3 separate regions of the Mus musculus genome follow, and regions 1 and 3 are each linked to region 2. Evidence: chromatin loops called from intact Hi-C (ENCODE). Cell type or tissue: heart. All regions are shown on one strand.

Evidence for each region. Peaks named below come from ENCODE experiments on the same cell type or tissue, not always from the same donor. Only the 100,000 strongest peaks of a DNase experiment are listed, where the experiment ranks them.
Region 1: it touches region 2 in a loop (3-fold over the local background); 2 of 42 quality-filtered maps call a loop at or near these places.
Region 3: it touches region 2 in a loop (4-fold over the local background); 4 of 42 quality-filtered maps call a loop at or near these places.

The regions. Positions count from the first base shown.
Region 1 is chr15:78,528,297-78,530,796 of GRCm38, reverse strand. It overlaps C1qtnf6 (C1q and tumor necrosis factor related protein 6), which reads left to right and starts at 1,146. Exons shown (of 3, transcript NM_028331.5): 1 at 1,146-1,279. The coding sequence starts at 1,274. In heart, no CTCF peak of the experiment used is centred here; DNase peaks (open chromatin) are centred at 396, 1,006 and 1,726; H3K4me3 peaks cover 1,794 bases; H3K27ac peaks cover 2,464 bases.
Region 2 is chr15:78,784,698-78,787,197 of GRCm38, reverse strand. All of the region lies in intron 12 of Card10 (caspase recruitment domain family, member 10), which reads left to right. Among named protein-coding and RNA genes, the nearest start is that of Mfng, 13 kb to the right of the region's middle. In heart, a CTCF peak has its summit at 1,107; DNase peaks (open chromatin) are centred at 567, 1,127 and 1,727; H3K27ac peaks cover 1,361 bases.
Region 3 is chr15:78,834,929-78,837,428 of GRCm38, reverse strand. No RefSeq gene overlaps it. Among named protein-coding and RNA genes, the nearest start is that of Cdc42ep1, 6.5 kb to the left of the region's middle. In heart, no CTCF peak of the experiment used is centred here; DNase peaks (open chromatin) are centred at 1,118 and 1,798; H3K4me3 peaks cover 212 bases; H3K27ac peaks cover 2,316 bases.

The DNA.
Region 1 (2,500 bases), 260 kb after region 2:
TATGTGACCTTGTACCAAAGGCTTGATCTCCCTGGGCCACAATGTCCCTGATTAAGGGATGGGATTAGATCATCTCTGAGGCTCGTTCCAGGCCTAGTCTTGCTGTTGGATTGTCTGCCTAAATGCCCAGGAAGCCTGAACCCAGAGACAGCCCTGTCAAGGACCCTAAGAAATAGGGCTGGTATACTTTTTTATTTTTTATTGAAGTCCCAGACCTAAATCTATCCCCTAAGCAGTGGGCTAGAGAGTAATACCACTGCCAAGACCCTCTAGCTGCTAACCTGGAGAGAGGCTGGAGGTGGGGCTAGGAATAATAAATCTAAATACTTTTGAGGACCAAGGTTCCCCAGAGAGGTGAAACCTAGCTCAGGCAAGGAGGTATCCAGCAAAACTGAAATAACAGGTCGCCAAGGGTGAGGGACATTTTACAGGAATTGCACAGGGTTTCCGACCTCCAGGAAACCAGGGCTAGGAGCCAGGGCGGTGGTCTTTGCTAAACATTCCCCAGTTTGCCCAGGAGGAAACTGAGGCAGGGTTTTGCCTAGTCCCAGGGCACACAGGCTGCCTCCCCCAGCTCCACCTTGAACATGTTGGGGGTTATACTTCTGTAAGGGAGCTGGCTTTAGGAGAGTCAGTGAAGGCAGGATTCCAGGTGGGGAAGAAGGAATAAGCCATCTTTGGTCCAGCATGAATGGTAGGGGCAGAATCCCTGAACACCTCCGGCAGGAGAGGCAATGCTCGACCATGTTGCTGGGTGTTAGGACCAGGATTTATACCTATGGAGGATGGGTACCAGTGGCTCATGCCACTCAGTCTCTGTAGCTCTTGGCAGATGGCTCTTGGGCTCAGACTAGATCCGGGCTGCCTCCCTTTTCCTGAGTAATGCAGAGCCCCGCCCCCTCTCGTGCAGCCTCCAATTTCCAGGCGGAGTCTTTCTAGGCTCTTGATGCTCGTCCTGTCTAACTCCCAGGGCATTTGACTCAAACAGGTCCCCAGCGCTGGGCCAGGGCCACAGATGCCCAAGGATGTTAAAGATCCAAGTCTCCCAGTACCTCCGAGGCAGAGCCCCAGGCTGGAGGGGCGGGAGCAGGAGGAGGGGACTGGGAAGCCAGCTCAGCGTGCTCCCTCCTCCCTCCCTCCCTCCCTCCATCCCTCCGCCCTCCTAGCTCAGTCGTAGGCCTAGGGGTCGGGCCTGCAACAAGTTATCATCACAGACATGGGCCAAGGAGCCAGAGGCCGTCCGGGGTCTGTGAGTTGAGCTTGAGGCCGCAGGATGAGGGTGAGTGGCTGGTGGCCTCTCTTCTTCTGACTGGGATGGGGGTTGGGGTCACAGTCTGAGATTCCTCTGTTCCCCTCTTTCTGGCAAGCACATAGCTCTTTCCCTCTCGCCTAGCCAGCTCATTTGGAAGATCTGCCACCCTGCACTGCTGGCCACCCTGCACTGCTTCTGGTGTTTACCTGCCCCTGCAGGGACTTCCTCACCACCCACCCACCCCCAGCCACTAAGCCCCGCCCATCTGGATGATAAGGTCGGTAGCCCAGCCTCCCACCAAGAGGCTCTGGCATTTTAGGTGAGGTGGTGGGGACCGGCAAGACCCCTCTATGGTTGGTGTGACCCCCACACTTGGTACTGCCTGGCCCCTCTCCTAGCACCCAGCCAGGGATCCCAGCTGCAGTTAGTCCTGTTTCTAGGGAGAGGGCCCTGCTTCCTGCTTCCTGCCCCAAAGCTCCAGTTCTGTGTCTCTGAGCATCTGACTCCCAAGGGACCAGACCGGTAGGAAACAAAAATGTCTCCAAACCATGCTGACTCTCCGGAAGTTCTTTGCCTTTCAAGCCATAGACTCTAGAGTGAGGTCTATACAGGAAGAGGAAGGAATGGGCACTTTGAAGTCTTTGACAAACTGGGCAGTTTCCCCCGAGTGTAAGTCGCCCATATTGCCTGGCAAGGAAGACATGTTGGCGGCTTGTGTGAATGAAAGAGGGGCTAAGCTGCAATCACTAGGTCACATGACCACCAGGTCACGTGTTTGTGAGTTATTCGGATTTCCTTCACAGGGTGGGCACATCTATGGTCAGAATAAAGTATGTGTGTGTGTGTGTGGGGGGGGGGTGTTGCTGCGACCTGTAGTTGAGAATAGGCGTGGAGTTGGTCTCTGAGGGAATTCCCTGCCTGTGGAGCAGAACTAGCAGGCCCCAGCAGTATGATCATTCCAGAAAGGGGGTGTCTATGAAGACACCTCCTGTTGTCACCCCAATCCCTAGAGAGAAGGCTCTGAGCTTCTGTCCCTTTAAAACATAGTCCCTCTTCATAGCCTTTCAAGAAGTAATCATTTTACCTTCTCAGCCTGTATTAACCACAGAAAAATATTTTTGAATTTGTACTAAATGTTAAGAGGAACAAAAAGGAAATAAACAAAGAGACGCCAAGAGGTGTAAAAACCAGTCTGGTTTCAATAGCAGTTTCTGATCTGTGATCATCGGGTAGTGCCAGCCCCCGAGC
Region 2 (2,500 bases):
TTGTCTGTGCTGTGTGAGCCCTGGCTGCTGTCTGGGCTGCTGTCTGGTCCCTCGGCCTCCATTTCCTCACCGGCTAAAGGCAACCATGATCTCTTTTGCATGTGGGTGTCTGGACATTTCTGGTTCATGTGAATAGAGCATCCAGCCCTGAGAGGTACAGACCGTGTCACTCATGCCACCCTCATTCCAGCATCTTTCTAGCTACTCCTCTCTGCCCTGAGCTCTTGGTGGGCAGGATTCAGCCAAGCCGCTGAACCACATAACAATGGCCAGGGCCACCACGGGAGCCCCTGTAGCTGTTGTGGCTACAAACCCAAAACAGAAGTTACAAAACATTAGGGCAGGATGCCCTGAAAATGGCCCACTTGGTCCATGAGGGAAGGGCACTCCTTACCCCCAACTCCCCACACACACATCCCGCCCCGCCCTCCCAAGCCACAAGACCTTTGAACTCAGAGTTGCTTTGGAAAGGCAGGAAAGGTTGGCCAGGGAAGAGCCAGTGAGGAGGGGAGAAGGGGAGATGGAAGGGACGAGTTCAGGCCAGATGAGTCCCCGTGGGCCCATGACTAAGGCACGGACATGTGGATTTTGGCTTGTGTGAATTGGATGCCTGGGAATGTCTTGCTGTCATTCAGTGCCAAGGCAGCTGCCTCACTCCTGGGACAAAGTGTTGTTTTGATTGTCCTTGTTTCATAAACTACAGAACCGAAGCTCAGAATTCTTAGTGAATTCGCTTGAGACCGCATGGCTGAAAAGTACTAGGACCATCTTCAGGGACCGGACCACACTTGAGTTTTAGGAAAGCCTTAGGAAGCACTGAATGCCAGCCAGTGTGAGGTGGGGTTAGGGGTAGGGGGATTTCAAGCTAAACAGATCAGGGCAGAGCAGGACCAGAGGCCTCCTGCCTCCTAGAGACGGCTTGGCCAGGCGTCTAGCACCCCACCCACCAACCCCCACCCCCTGCTTCTGTTGCAATCCCAGTGTAGGCAGTGGGCCCAGTGTGACATTGTCTCAGGCCTGTGCAGGACATGCTTATGGGGGAAGGGGCGGAGGTGCCTCCCTTCCTGCCTGCTCTGGCCCTTCCTCCAGCCGAGCTTGAGGCAGCATCCTGGCTGTCTTCCAGGGGGCGCCAGGATGCAGTACCGGGAATGAGGCTCTGCCCCAATCCTCCTGGGCCTGGGCTGGGTCACCTCTCCCGCTCATGCAGTTCTGGGGAAGAGGGAGTTGGAGGAAGACCACAGACCAGGCTGTGGGCTCAGGTGGCTGAAAGAGAAAGGGGGATAGGCACTCATTTAACTGCAGGTCAGGGTGACCCACTTGGGTCTCAAGATATGGCTATAGGTTTGGAAGATCTGGCTCTGTACCCAATGCCTAGAGTTCAAATCTTGCTGTTTATTGCTCCCCTGGGGGCTTGGGCAGGCCACTTAATTTCCGCTGTATGCTGTAGACCTATGACAATGCTGTCTCTCAGGTGCCCTCCCCCCAACCCCCACCAGTAGTCCTGAATTAAACAATACCTGGCTCAAATTTGGATATTCTAGCTACTACGGTGCCTGTGCAGAGCCCATATGGGTGCGTGTGCAAGGAGACATGGTCTAGGTAGTAGAATATGGGGATGTCTGCACGCACAGGTGTGCTGGCATGTGTGTGCAGGTGTGGAGGACAGAGTTGACATTAGTGACTTCCTTGTATGGCTGTCCACATTAAGTCCCTGCATCCTGGGATGTAGGATGCATCACTGTTTGGCTAGACCTGCTGGCCAGTAAACTCTTGGGATCCTTCTGTCTCTGCTTCCTGCACACTGATGTTACAGATGCAGTGCCTGGCTTGCATGCGGGTACTGGGCATCCAAACCCGGGTCCTGGTGTTTATGCACCAAGCGCTTTATTTACTGAGCTATCTTTCCATCCCAGAACCGGTATAGGAATTGTTCAAAGCCACTGGAGGCTGGTGTAGTTTGGGCACACCTGCCTTCCGTCTGCTGTGTACATTTTGGAGGGCCATATACATAGCTCTTGGACCTCTTAGTTGCAAACTGTCACCCCCTCCAGCCTCTTCACTCCTGTTAGGGGACATCACAGAGCAGTGTCAGTCAGGCACTGGGGTAGGTGGAGTAAAGCTAGAACGTCACTGGACAGATGGCTGTGTGGAAGAGATGGTAGGAATGATGTGAGGCCCTGGGTACTGGGAGAGCATTAGAGAAAGTTAGCCTGCTGTCTGTCCGCAGAATCCTGTAACTGTCTATACTCATGTGGTCCTAGAGGTCTCTAGAACCTTCTGACCACACACAGAGAAAGTTCTTAGACTCTTTGTTCAGGTCTACTACCCAGCATTTGTACTGTCCTTGGGAAGTGATAACTGCTTTCTACCTCTGTTGCCCACACGTCTAACATGGCAGCATCATTGCTAGAAATATTCATGTTTCTGGTCTGTGCAGCAGGCTTCGATCTCAGCATCCAGGTCCCTGATTGGTGCAAATCTGTCACGTGTGCAGCCTGGA
Region 3 (2,500 bases), 50 kb before region 2:
AAAAGAAGAAGAAGAAGAAGAAGAAGAAGAAGAAGAAGAGGAGGAGGAGGAGGAGGAGGAGGAGGAGGAGGAGGAGGAGGAGGAGGAGGAGGAGGAGGGGAGGAGGAGGAGGAGGAGGAGGAGGAGGAGGAGGAGGAGGAGGGGAGAGACCAGCCATGAAAGAGGGGGAAGGGAATGGGGAGAGGGGTGAAGGGGCAAGGGGACAGGAAGGCAAGAGTAAGAGAGACAACTGTGGGGCGGAGCTTAGACAAAATGCTAACACTTTAAATTTTTTTCATCTTATGTCTATGTATGCTTTGCCTCCATGATCATCTGTGCACCATCTGTGTGCCTGGGACCTGTCAGGTCCATGGGGGCGTCGGATCCCTTGGAACTGGAGTTGCAGATGGTTGTGAGCCACCATGAGGTGCTGGGAATCAAACCTGGGTCCTCTGGAAGAGCAGCCGGTGCTCTTAGCTGCTGAGTCATCTCTCCAGCCCCTGGCCTGGATGGAACACATTTCTTTCTTTCTTTCTTTCTTTCTTTCTTTCTTTCTTTCTTTCTTTCTTTCTTTCTTTCTTCCTTCCTTCCTTCCTTCCTTCCTTCCTGGATGCTTCCTGGAAGAGGAAGAGACTTTAGGATACAGTTCCCAGAGGCTGTGCAAACTGGAAGGCTTGAAAGCCAGGCTGAGTACACCATGCATAGGGGTGGCATGTGTGCACATACGTGTGGCATGTGTGTATGAGGCCGTAGCCACGAGGAGGACTGGAACCTCAGAGTTGGGCCTGGCCTAAGGGCCTGGTGACCACAGATGAGTGCCAGCCTATCTGTCCCTGCTACTTCTCAAGCCTGGGTGTGAAGGATTTCTTGAAAGCCACTAGGCCAAGACAGGAGCTAATCCGAAGGGTTTCTTGGCATGAGCTGGAGGCCCACAGAGCACAGCTCAGAGACAGCTGGCCAGCCGGAAACGCCTCTGGAATTCCAGGCTCTGGGAAAAGGGCGAGAGCTCGGGTGACTTTTTCTCCTGAGGATCCTTCTGGGCGGCTCAGCTCTGGCTCCTAACTCCCTGGTCCACAGGGAAATGGAGGTGGGGAAAGACCTCCCCCACCTCATTGCCACTCTTGTCTCCAGGAGAGCAAGACACTGGGCGGTGTGTGGGGGTGGGGAGCACAGGAAGGATGTGGGGCTGGTTCCTTGGCCCCACCCTGAGGAGGACAGATAGATGGATGGACATGGGGACATGGGGGGTGGGGTGCTGAGGCACTTGCAGTTGCAGATGGTGGCGAGGACATCAGAAAGGGTCAGGCCCAGGTGACCCATTGTCCCCTGGGTGATGGGACTGAATTCTTCCAAGCTGGCCAGGCCCAGGATGGAAGGGTGGGGAGGGGTCCACATCCAGGAGACCTTTGTTCTTCACTTGAGGGGGGTGGGTGAGAGGGGAGGGGCTGGGGGGGACAGGAAACACGTTAAGAGTAGAACAAACAATAGCCTATTCTCCATGGTCCAGCCTGGCTGGAGAGATAGGCCCTTGGGCTGTGGGCCAGGCTTGGGCCAGAATCATCACCATCACTGCCCCCCCAGGCCCCCTGACCGCCCCCCTGCCACCCCAGCCTGGCCCCAAGATGAGCAAGTGTGCAGCAGGCTTCTCCTTCCTCACCCTCCCTGTGGGCTGTTGCCCAGGGGACTGACAGGTTCAGGGCCAGAACTCAGCAGCACACCTGGCACAGCCCCCAGTTCAGCCAGTGACACCCCTGTCCTCGTCCCCCACCCCCACCAGGCTTGCTGGCTCCTAGCTTCCTGCTCAGATGGCTAGGCTGGGGATGAGAGGAAGATGGTCAGAGGCCCAGCCGGACCCTGCTGCATGGCGCTGCCTGGCAGGCTGGCTGAATTCTTTCTTTCCCATCCTCACGGCCCATTGTCCAGCGAGGACACAGGGCCAAGGGGATGGGGCCACTTCCTCCGCGGCTTCACATAACTGGGCAGTGTGGACATCGCCCTGGGAAATTGGTCTGTGGCCTCTCACAGCACATGAAAAGCTCCAAGCTCACTGCTGCTCTCTCTAATCCTCAAGTGTCAGAAAGACTCCCACATGTGTTAGCCACATCCTCCTGCAACACTGAGTGTGTCTGACAGTCCCGCTGTCACACATCCTTTGAGTGGCAGGGAGCTCACCGCTTATCTGAGAGGGCAACTCCACCAGGCAAGATGTCTCCCTGCAACAGCAGAATTCAGCCCCACCCCTCTGTCTTCTGCTCATTGTCCCTCCCTCCCACCTCAGCTGCCACACACAGAGAAAGGGCCCTAAAGTTCCCCCTGTCAAGTGTTAGAAGGCCTGGCTCCAGCTAGTCCCAACTGGGATTCTTGGGCAAGCTTCTCACCCTCCCTTGCCTCAGTTTATCTGTCTGTAAAATGGGAAGAGTAATGCATACCATCAAAGTGGCAACCTGAGGAAGCTGTTTTACAAACACAGGCTGGGGGTGTGCATCATAGGAATCACAGCTCCCCCCACCCCCCGCAACCC